Regions from separate parts of the Homo sapiens genome. Here region 2 is linked to region 1. Evidence: chromatin loops called from intact Hi-C (ENCODE). Cell type or tissue: IMR-90. All regions are shown on one strand. Each heading gives the region's core, and the rest is flanking DNA. Links, peaks and the distances in the headings are about the cores only. Region 1 holds the start of ENPP1 (ectonucleotide pyrophosphatase/phosphodiesterase 1). Region 2 overlaps ENPP3 (ectonucleotide pyrophosphatase/phosphodiesterase 3).

Region 1 (5,390 bases), core at 260-5,259:
CAAAAAAAAGAAAGAAAAACCAGGATGTCATACAAAATCTTAAAAATAAATTAATGCCACAGAAAAATGCTTTCCCTAGGCCTTAAGATGTTTGTGACCCTGGAGACTGCACACTGTGTTTTCCAAATGTTAAGTCTTTAAAGTGGTTCGTTGCCTTGAGATGCAGACAATACACTTCTTCCATTTGTTTTGTCAGGTTTAAAGGCACTTTGGATAATGTCTCTGTTGAGTTGCTTTTAGAGGTTTTGACACTCATTTGACCAGTCTCAGTGGAGCAAATCTTTGTCCTTGAATCTGATTTTTGGAAAGAGTCAAAGGAAAATTTGGAGCCAAGTTTGGGGCAGAAAAATATGTGTGATTATGAAACAGTGAAAACCTGTTTCTCTTGGGTGGTTTGTGAGCTGACTCAAAGGTAACTTTTTAAAAAAGTTCAATAATGCTTTGAGGGAAGGCTTTTACTTCTTCCAGATGTCAACTGTCCTTTCTACTAAGCTCTCATAATATTGAAGTAGCTTTGTTGTCTATGGTGACATCCGAGGTTCTTGGTCTCACGGCCACAAAGATCAAATATGTGGACACACACAAAGGGTGAGGTTTGGAGCAGAATTTTTAATAGGCAAAAGGAGGAGAATAGCTCTGCTACAGAGAGGGGTCCCAAAAAATGGGTTGCAATACGTGGTGAAATGCAGGGGTTTTTATAGATGAGCTAGTGGGGAGGCGGTGTCTGATCTACATAAGGAGGGAAAACCCGGTTTCGTGCATATGGCATGAAAACCCGGTTAGGACCAGGTGTGTCATCTGCATAGGGCTTAAGTGTCTGGCAGCCCCGGCCCCAATCTTCTACTATATAGGCAGGTAGCTACTCCGTGTTGCTTATTTCCTTCTTACTGTGCATGTGGTAAAAAAGAGGGGAGGTGGAACCCCCATGGTGGACATGCCTGGCCCCAGTAGCCCCTTCTGTCTGTGCCGCTGCCGGCATCTCCCGTGCAAGCTTCCAGTTTCCTTACCTATGTTTGCAGCCCAATCTTCCAGGTTGCTCTTTGTTAGAAAGGAAGTGATTTCTTGGGCTGCTTTTTGTTAGAAGGTAAGTTCTGCCGAGGGCTCTTTTGCTCATACTATCTGCCTAAATAATTTCTATCTCCTGTATCAATATCCTATGTGTGACTCTATTCTGCATATATGACTTAGGTTTTAATTATTTTGTTTACGAGTTGGTCCTACCCCCCCACCCCCGCTTCCACCACACTTAAGGAAAGATACATTTTAATTCATTTTTTATATGGTATGCATAGTTGGAGGCCAAAAGATTGAGTTGAAGGATTCATTACTTGATGAATAAATGGATGGGTGGATGGATGAGTCAGTATAAATGAAGAGCATCCCAAGTTGACTATTTTAAAGGGATAACATGCATTTTATATTTGTTAAACATTCATTCTCATTTGTAAACACTTGTATATATTCATGTATTCAAAATGTATTGAAAATTAATTGTTTTCCTTGGTACCTGAAGTCAGTCCTGGGTATTGCAAAGTAGTTCGAAGTCACTGGTTTCCCTCTGTCTCACTTCACTACACACTGGTGATTTTGCTAAGTGATGAGCCAGAAAATGTACAAGTTCCAGAATCAAAGGTAAAACAAAACCCACCAAGAATCAGCTCACTGTTAGCGTCCTAGTTGAAAAATAAGGCTTATCAAAGTATTTCAGATTGCATTAACACTTTTGATATAGCTAGGTATCAGTGTCAACCTCAGGAGAGGGCAACGCCAACTCCTGAAACCTTCAATACAGAAAGTCTAGAAAAATAAGCAAATATACATACAAACAATAGCGAGAAGACTCCAGAAACCACATAAAACCGTGGGAATCGAAATATCCCTTACGTGTGTTCAGTACATGTGAACCCACGTATTTTAAGTGGACGATTTCTCTCTCAGAGTACCGTAGGTAGTGGGGGACGGGGCGCAGAGGGGGAGAAACAGAAAGTCGCCTTCCTCCATGGTTCATTTGCATTTCCATCCAGAAACTCACAGGTCGACCCCAAGACTCCACTCTCTCCCGCCTTTGAGAAGCCGGACCGGCATCGGCGGCTGCATCCTTCTCCTCCTCCCCGCTCTATTTTGGGGCCCCATGATCTCATGCCCTCTGCAGACCACACGCTGCAATTCCAGCCCAGCCCGCGCCGCGAGGCCACGCAGGGCGATTCCTGCAAGTGTCGGGAGGGTGGCCGGGGCGCGGGGAGGGGACGGCTTGGGGGGAAGTTTAAGACACGCCCACGTAAGGGACCCAAAATAACCGACACACAGAGTGCCCGAAATCAGACAGGAAGCCAAATAATCCGGGGCGTTGAGTCGCTTTGCCCTGACTGCGAGAGCCGGGTGTAGGGCGGGGAGCCAAGGATCTGACCGCGAGGGGCGGGCGCGGCGGGGAGGGGCGGGGCGGGGCGGGCGGCGCGGGGCCTATTAAAGGCGCGGCCGGGCAGCGGGGCCGGAGCGGCCGGGGCCACGATGGAGCGCGACGGCTGCGCGGGGGGCGGGAGCCGCGGCGGCGAGGGCGGGCGCGCTCCCCGGGAGGGCCCGGCGGGGAACGGCCGCGATCGGGGCCGCAGCCACGCTGCCGAGGCGCCCGGGGACCCGCAGGCGGCCGCGTCCTTGCTGGCCCCTATGGACGTGGGGGAGGAGCCGCTGGAGAAGGCGGCGCGCGCCCGCACTGCCAAGGACCCCAACACCTATAAAGTACTCTCGCTGGTAGGTCCGCGGCCAGGCCCCGGCGCCCGGGAGGGCTGGGAGTACGGGGAGGGCGGCGCCGAGCTCCTGCGCTCTCAGCGCAGTCAGCACCGGGCACCGGAGAGAGGCATGGTCCGGGAGTGCTTCTTCGCCCGCGCGCTCTCCTCCGCAGCCTTTGCAAGTGCCCTACACAGCCGCCCCTGCCAGGTACCTTGCCAGGGCAGGATGGTTCACTCTCACTTGAATTATGGATGCCTGTGAAAGCAGGCTGTTCAAAACGGTCATCCTTAGAAATACTCGACCCCCTGCCCCAGGAGAGTACGGGTTTTTAGAGGAGAAAAATGTCAAACGCGAAAGTTGTTGGTCTTAAGAAGGTGCATCAATGTGTTGCTTCTTTTAGGGGGCTCTGGGCGCAGTATACATGACTTCACTTGGGTTAACTGATTGCAGTTGAAGAGTTAGCGGAGCTCTTTAAGTTTTATTAGGAACTCTACGGAACACTTTTTCCCTTTCGCTCCGTTTTGGAATTTCCTTGCAGGTGCTCAGAAATTCCATGGATGTTCACATTATGTGACTGAAGAAACCTTTATGATTCTTTGCCCACTCTTCTAACCAGAGGCTACACGGTTTGTGTTGCTAACAAAAGCTACCTATTACTCCTCTGCTATTTTGCTATGACATTTGCAGGACCCACAGTCAACTTCATGAAATGTGGGGGTTGGTTTTTATTCTGAATTCATGGTGGGAAGTGCTGATTGAGAGAAGGCCTGGATTCCTGGCTGTTATTATTTGCTGAGGCCTTGCGTAACTGTCCCTAAACCTCAATTTCTAATGTGTGAAAATGGGACAACATCAACTCCCTTGTGCATTGCATGGGATTATTGTGAAAATCAAGCTGAAGAATGTAGGTAGGGAAGTAAATTGAAAACAGCAAGGAAATAGAATCATTTTTATTGTATTATATGGAAATCACAGATTTCTATGTATAGTGTACCCTAAAATATATCCCCTTACATATGATTGAATAATGCTTTGTAGAAAAATTTCTAATTTTTCAAGTCTCCTTTCATTTTGTATGCATTTCCATTTTCACTATATTTGGGACATCATGGAGATGCTATAATACTTTGAGGAATCAATCTTCCTAGACTTAAGAGATGGTGCCGTATGCTTAGTACTTAAAAAGAAGCCTTAGTTTCACAGAATAAGTACCCCAAGCCACATGATGTTTGCATCTCAAGATAAAATTTTGCATCTTGTAACACTGTTTTGAGTCTATAATAACACAATATTGATGAGAACTTAGTCTCTTGAGTCACCTTTTAAAAATTTTGTTAATGGAAGACCTTAGCTTTTACAACCTGATCACTTAAATTGTTTAGTATTAATACCTTGAGGTGTTTCACACACGATGAGGTAGTCGATAATTGTATATGGAATCAGTGTGTAACTCTTGTGTAAAACCATTTCTACATGCCTATAAACCTTTACAGGTTTTCCAATTGCAAAATTCAGGTTTTAAATTTTTCTTGCTCATTTACTTATACATCCACAACAGATATCAGCAAAGGTCTAGTTTTGGAATAAGCTGTCCAGTCTTTGAGACCTGCAGTCAACTGGTCAAACAGCATTCTGTGTGATGATGCTACTCTGGGCATTTGACATGGAAGTGTCCTAGGACTTACTTCCACAAGTAGGACTATTATGGACCTTTTTTATCCATTAATTGGGGTCTTTTGCATCTATTGAATTGGAAAGAATTCTTACTTCATATCTTTTGATGGAACACTGTGAGACATTAACATACAAATGTTACCAAATAGACCTGGTGCGGTGACTCATACCTATTATCTCAGCACTTTGGGAAGTTGAGGCGGTTCCATTGCTTGAGCCCAGGAGTTTGAGACCAGCCTGGGCAACATGATGAAACCCATCTCTACAAAAGATACAAAAATTAGCTGGGTATGGTAGCATGCGTCTATGTCCCAGCTACTTGGGAGGCTGACATGGGAGGTTCAGCTGAGCCAGGGAAAGTTAAGGCTGCAGTGAACTGTGATTGTGCCACTGCACTTCAGCTTGGGTGACACGGTGAGACCCTTTATTGTTGAAATTGCTATTTAGCTACTGAACTGAAAGTGCAAACTCGTATTCTTCTTTCCCTTCCCTACTTCAATACCTTTTTCCCCCAACCCCGCCCCCCCCCCAAAAACTTCCCCAAATAATGGGCTTCCAAATGGAAAAGGCCCCAAAAGCATCCTGACAATTGTCGTCAAAGAGCTCTGGGATATGTCTTCTAGAAAGGAGCTGCAATTATAGAATTCCTTTTGTTTTCAGATTAAACCTCAGCACACTTTTCATAAAGCTGCAGAAACAGATTGAACTAATTGCAACCTGGGGTTGGGATTAGGAGAGGCCCAGCACTATGATCCTCAGCTACACTGTTTTAATTTAGCAGGATAAATAGAAGAGTTGCGTTGCCTTGCCTTTCAGAGGCAATCATGTTGCAGTGGCAATGTAATTTTTACATTACTCTGCAGTTTTCTCAGATAAACTAAAATGATGTAGATGTGTGAGAGTGGATGAAGGAGTGAGGATTCTGTCCTACCCTGGCTTCTCCCCATTGTGGTGGTTGATCTTAGGAGAGGGCCACCAAGCTGTGCTTT
Region 2 (5,390 bases), core at 325-5,324, 110 kb before region 1:
ACTCTGGCTACACAAAGTCCAGGAAAGTGTGACAATTACACACAGGGACAAATTATAGTTAGTCCCTTGCATCTTGGGGGAAGCTGCATACTCAGCAGCTGCCAGGTTGTGCCTGCCTGGAAGTTACAAAAATATTGGCTTAAGAAAGAAGTAATGATAAATAAAACAGTAGAAGCATAAGAAGCCTAGAAAATATACCAAAATAGGCAAGAAAAAACTGGCAAAAATATGTTTGCAATATATACTTTTGTTTTTCTTCTTTCATTCTATAAACTCTCCTTGCTCTCCCATTGTCTATATTTTGTTTAAATTTTGTTTGTGTAAATTATGTGCTTCATAGTTTCTCTTATTTTTCTTATCTAAATTGACCCTGAGATAATAGTGACACACACTTGTTAATATATATGATATATTGTGGTTTAAAATAAATGAGAAAATGAGGAAATAGGAAAAATTTCGTTTCCTTTGTTTATGGTTTTTCTTCTTGTTTCTCAAAATGGTCATGAGGGAAAGTTCCTTTGTAGTTCTATTTCTCATTACCTCATTTTTCTTTTACATAAATAGATACCAATGTGATTTGCATTTCTACAATTTTAAAATATGCCATACAGTCATAATTGTTAAAGAAACAAAATTTTACTCCAATTTGTAAGGAAACCATGATTGTTTTACAAATAGGGAGACTATAATAGGTTTCAAAAGCCATTGACTTGATCGGAAAACTAAGCAAATGTAGGTTATTTAAAAGATAAATTGAGTCTGTTGGAAAGTACTTTTTTGTGCAATTAAACTACTTTTTAATTTTTTTACTCATATCTACTAATATGGTATATATATTTATATGTAATTTAGACTCAAAAGTTGTCATTATCACTCTAAATCTAGATGTCTGTCCATTTTCTGTTAAAAAAGAGGGTAATTCATAGTGGTTTAATATATATATAATATATGGTTATATATATTACATATAATATATAACCATATATAGTATATATTATATGGCTATATTATATATGATATATGATATATGGTTATATATGATATATGGTTATATATGATATAATATGTAGTTATATATGATATATGATATATGATATGATATGTATATATGATATGATATATATGATATGTGATATATATGATATATAGTTATATATTATACACTATATATGATATATAGTTATATATTATACACTATATATGATATATAGTTATATATTATACACTATATATGATATATAGTTATATATTATACAACTATATATGATACAGTTATATATAATATATATGGTTATATATGATATATAGTTATATATAATATATATGTTTATATATTATATATTATATATGGTTATATATTATATATTATATATTATATATATGGTTATATACACACACACACACACACCCCCAGGAATAAAAACTGAAAACATTAACTCATAATTTAAATCAGATTTTTTATTTTTTTGAGAGAGTCTCACTCTATGGCCCAGGCTGGAGTGCAATGGGGTGATCTTGGCTCACTGCAACCTCCACCTCCTGGGTTAAATCAGATTTTTAATTGCAACCTGATTATCATTGCAACGGCAAAACTAATAACTAGGGGGATCTGACTACATTGATAATAGGTTTAATATTCCTATTGTATTAGCCAAGCTGAAATCCCCTTACTTTTAAAAGGTGCTTCATAAATTGATGTAGAAGATGAACTTTTAAAATTAATTTGCATATCTTATGTATCATAAAGAAATATTTACTTGCTTTTCAGTGCCGAAAACCTGATCAGCATTTCAAGCCCTATTTGACTCCTGATTTGCCAAAGCGACTGCACTATGCCAAGAACGTCAGAATCGACAAAGTTCATCTCTTTGTGGATCAACAGTGGCTGGCTGTTAGGTTCGTGTATCTGTTTACTTATCTCATAATGCCTTTAATAACCATTTGTCATTATAAGTCTACTTAACCTTACCCTGCTATTATCATCACTGTGAATTTTCCTGAGCATTGACATTTTCTGGCCTTTTTGTATGCTATTTAGCAGTTCTGCATTTGAAGTGATCGTTATTAGATTGCTGATTTTAGCATCCTTATCTTAACAATATAGATGAGAATGAGGAGTAAGGCTAAGAGTGTGCCCAGGGACTGTAAGTGCCAGCACCTTCCTACCCCCACTATGCTGTCCATTAAGGCAGCAGACAGATGATATCAGCTGTCTTTCAGCCTGATAATGAGTGATTGATTACACAACTCTTTAAGACCTTTGTCATCTTTGTGGTTTTTATAAAAGAGCACATATAGGGCTGTAAGACCAAGCTAATGAATTAGTTGTAACATTTATTTCTTATTACTATTTATAATGGTAATTTATGTTGATTATTGAAACATTTGCAAAATTTAAATGTGCTTAGAGAAAACAGAAACCACTTTTGACTTTGTGCATGCTATTTAGCAGTTCTACATTTCAAGTGATTGTTATTAGACATTATGACTCACTCCATCTTAAATAACCAATTAATCCATTGATTCAACGTTTTATTTTATGCTTGCCATGTATGCACCAGGCCCTGTTCTAGGCATTTGAGATACAGATCTGTCTCCTGCTCTCATGTACTGTAGTGGAGAAAACTGAAAATAAGCCAGTAAACAAATAAATATACACTTTGTGATAGCTGATAATTCCTATTTTTGTATTTCATACCAGCACTTTTTTCCTTATGCATAAGTAGATGTAAAAAGTATCTGGACTTTATGGCATTTTTCTAGCCTATTTAATATGTATGAATGTAATGCCAGGGGGATAGAATGACAATGGCAATACAGTGGCTAAGAGATATGTTTGACAAAGAAAAAGGAGATGACACTTTGGGAGGCCAATGCGGGCAGGTCACTTGAGGCCAGGAGTTCGAGACCAGCCTGGCCAACGTGAAGAAAAATACAAAAAATTAATAAAAATACAAAAATTAGCCAGGCATGGTAGCACCTGTAATCCAAGCTACTGGAGAGGCTGAGGCAGGAGAATTGCTTGAACCCGGGAGGCGGAGGTTGCAGTGAGCCAAGATCGCACCACTGCACTCCAGCCTAGGCGACAGATCAAATTAGTATTTGATTCCATCAAAAAAAAAAAAAAAGGAAAGAAAGGAAAAGAAAGGAAAAGGAGATGAAAGAACACAAGGGACAAGGGACAAGGGAATTAGGCTCCAACATTCAGGATCAGGAACTGGGGATTTGGCTAAGCCTATTCTGTAAGATAACCTGGAAACCCCTGTTGGGCCTGAGAGTGCAGTTTCACACTGGTTCACTAGATGGTGCTGACCCCTCTCTTTGGGATCGAAGTTTATTAGCCCTTTGTGTAGATGGGTGGCTGTACTGTGGCTCAGGACATTCTCTAGAAAGTATTTTCCTTAAATATGTGAACAAAATTAAGCTCTACTAATATTAAGTACATACAACTGTTAGTAATTTAGGTATGTAATATATAAATAAATATATGTCCAAGTTGGGGTACATTCTCCAGATATTTACTGTTAAAAGTCTAACACCAAACAAGTTAGGTCACTGGTACAGAAGGAGAAAGAGCTGTAAAGTGAGAGCTCGCCCACCCAAATACCTCTGGGTATCATGTATTAATACTCAATCTCAAATGGTGAGCTGTTTATTCTTTTAAAAACCAGCACTGAAATGTTAAAAGAACTGCAACCCAAGAGTTCATGGCCAGGCTCCCCACATAGCTAGGTTGTGGGAACTTGGAAAAATTAATATCTTAGAGTCTAATTTTTCTCATCTGTAACACAAGATTAGCCTAGTTTTATTATTTTCTTGCCATTAACATACAAAGTAAACTAACTTACATCAAAGGAAATTTTGAATACAGCCTTAACAAGAGAGCAAGTGAAGAATCTAATCTGGGCCAGGCACGGTGGCTCACGCCTGTAATCCCAGCTCTTTGGGAGGCTGAGGCGGGCAGATCACAAGGTTAGGAGTTTGAGATCAGCCTGGCCAACATGGTGAAACCCCATCTCTACTAAAAAAATACAAAAATTGGCCAGGCATGGTGGCGTGTACCTGTAATCCCAGCTACTCGGGAGGCTGAGGCAAGATAATTGCTTGAACCTGGGAGGCGGAGGTTGCAGTGAGCCAAGATCGCACCACTGCACTCCAGCCTGGGCAACAGAGCAAGACTCTGTCTCAAAAAAAAAAGAGAATCTAATCTGATTAAATCCTGGGTTCACTCTCTCCAACTCTTAAAACACAAGCCTCCAGCTACTTATTTTCTAGTGAAAGTACATCATTTTTAGTAATAATGTGCATCATTTGATAATTAGGTTAGGTCCCCTTTGTACAATTAAAGCAAATTTCAACAGTTTGTATAATCCATTTTCATCATCATCATCTTTATTTTACCTAAAATGTGTTAGATCTTACTAATTTGGGGAAACCTGATGTTTTGATATAGTAGAAGTATTAAGTGCTTTTTTAAAAGAACATGAATGTTAGCTTTTAATTTTGGATCAGCAACTGACAAATAAATTTCAGGCACCTTTTTAAGAACTAGAGATAACCAACAAAGTACCTGACCAAAGGATCTTTGCCCAGGTAGGAAGATAACAGCTATAATCAGATGGGATAACTATTGCACTAGAACCACGTACAAGGCTCAAGGAAGCAAAAATTACAGACCCAGGTGTGAATGTCAAGGAGCATCAGAGAATGCTTCCTGGTAGGGGTGGTTGCTGATCGGGGTTTGGAAGACTTATGATGGGATAGGATACGTGTTGCCATACAGCAGGTCTGCCCTGTGCAGTCTGTCGGTTGTACAGTGGCATCCTGCCAACAAGGTGAGTGGGAGTGGAAATGGAATCTTTGCTCAGCTCACCAAGCCTTAACAGGGGCTGCATTGGCAGGAGGAAGGGGATTCGTTTTTTGTGGTTGTTGTTGTTGTTGTTTTTGCCAAAAGTGCCATCTGCTTGCCAAGCCTTGAACACTGCCAGGCCGCGTCCTTCAAAGGCACCTTTTTTTCTCTCAATGATCTACCCAGAGCACCTTTTTTTTTTTTTTTTTTGAAATGGAGTCTCGCTCTGTCGCCCAGGCTGGAGTGCAGTGGCGCGATCTCGGCTCATTGCAAGCTCCGCCTCCCAGGTTCATGCCATTCTCCTGCCTCAGCCTCCTGAGTAGCTGGGACTACAGGCACCCACCACCACACCCAGCTAATTTTTTGTATTTCTAGTAGAGACGAGGTTTCACCATGTTAGCCAGGATGGTCTCAATCTCCTGACCTCATGATCCGCCCTCCTTGGTCTCCCAGTGCCGGGATTACAGGCGTGAGCCACCGTGCCGGCCTGAGCACCTTTTTAAAGCCAGCAGTAGCTCTAGGGCAAGGAAGGGTAAAGAGA

The links. Hi-C counts contacts between places; a loop is a spot of excess contacts. Peaks named below come from ENCODE experiments on the same cell type or tissue, not always from the same donor. Only the 100,000 strongest peaks of a DNase experiment are listed, where the experiment ranks them.
Region 2: a loop joins it to region 1, with 2.3 times the contacts of the local background. A loop is called at or near these places in 12 of 110 quality-filtered maps.

Annotation. Positions count from the first base shown.
Region 1 is chr6:131,805,528-131,810,917 of GRCh38, forward strand. It overlaps ENPP1 (ectonucleotide pyrophosphatase/phosphodiesterase 1), which reads left to right and starts at 2,493. Exons shown (of 25, transcript NM_006208.3): 1 at 2,493-2,748. The coding sequence starts at 2,509. In IMR-90, for the core only: no CTCF peak of the experiment used is centred there; a DNase peak (open chromatin) is centred at 2,184; H3K4me3 peaks cover 1,987 bases; H3K27ac peaks cover 685 bases.
Region 2 is chr6:131,691,729-131,697,118 of GRCh38, forward strand. ENPP3 (ectonucleotide pyrophosphatase/phosphodiesterase 3) reads left to right here. Exons shown (of 25, transcript NM_005021.5): 15 at 1,769-1,896. Among named protein-coding and RNA genes, the nearest start is that of OR2A4, 7.0 kb to the right of the region's middle. In IMR-90, for the core only: a CTCF peak has its summit at 3,304 (motif pointing right); a DNase peak (open chromatin) is centred at 3,303.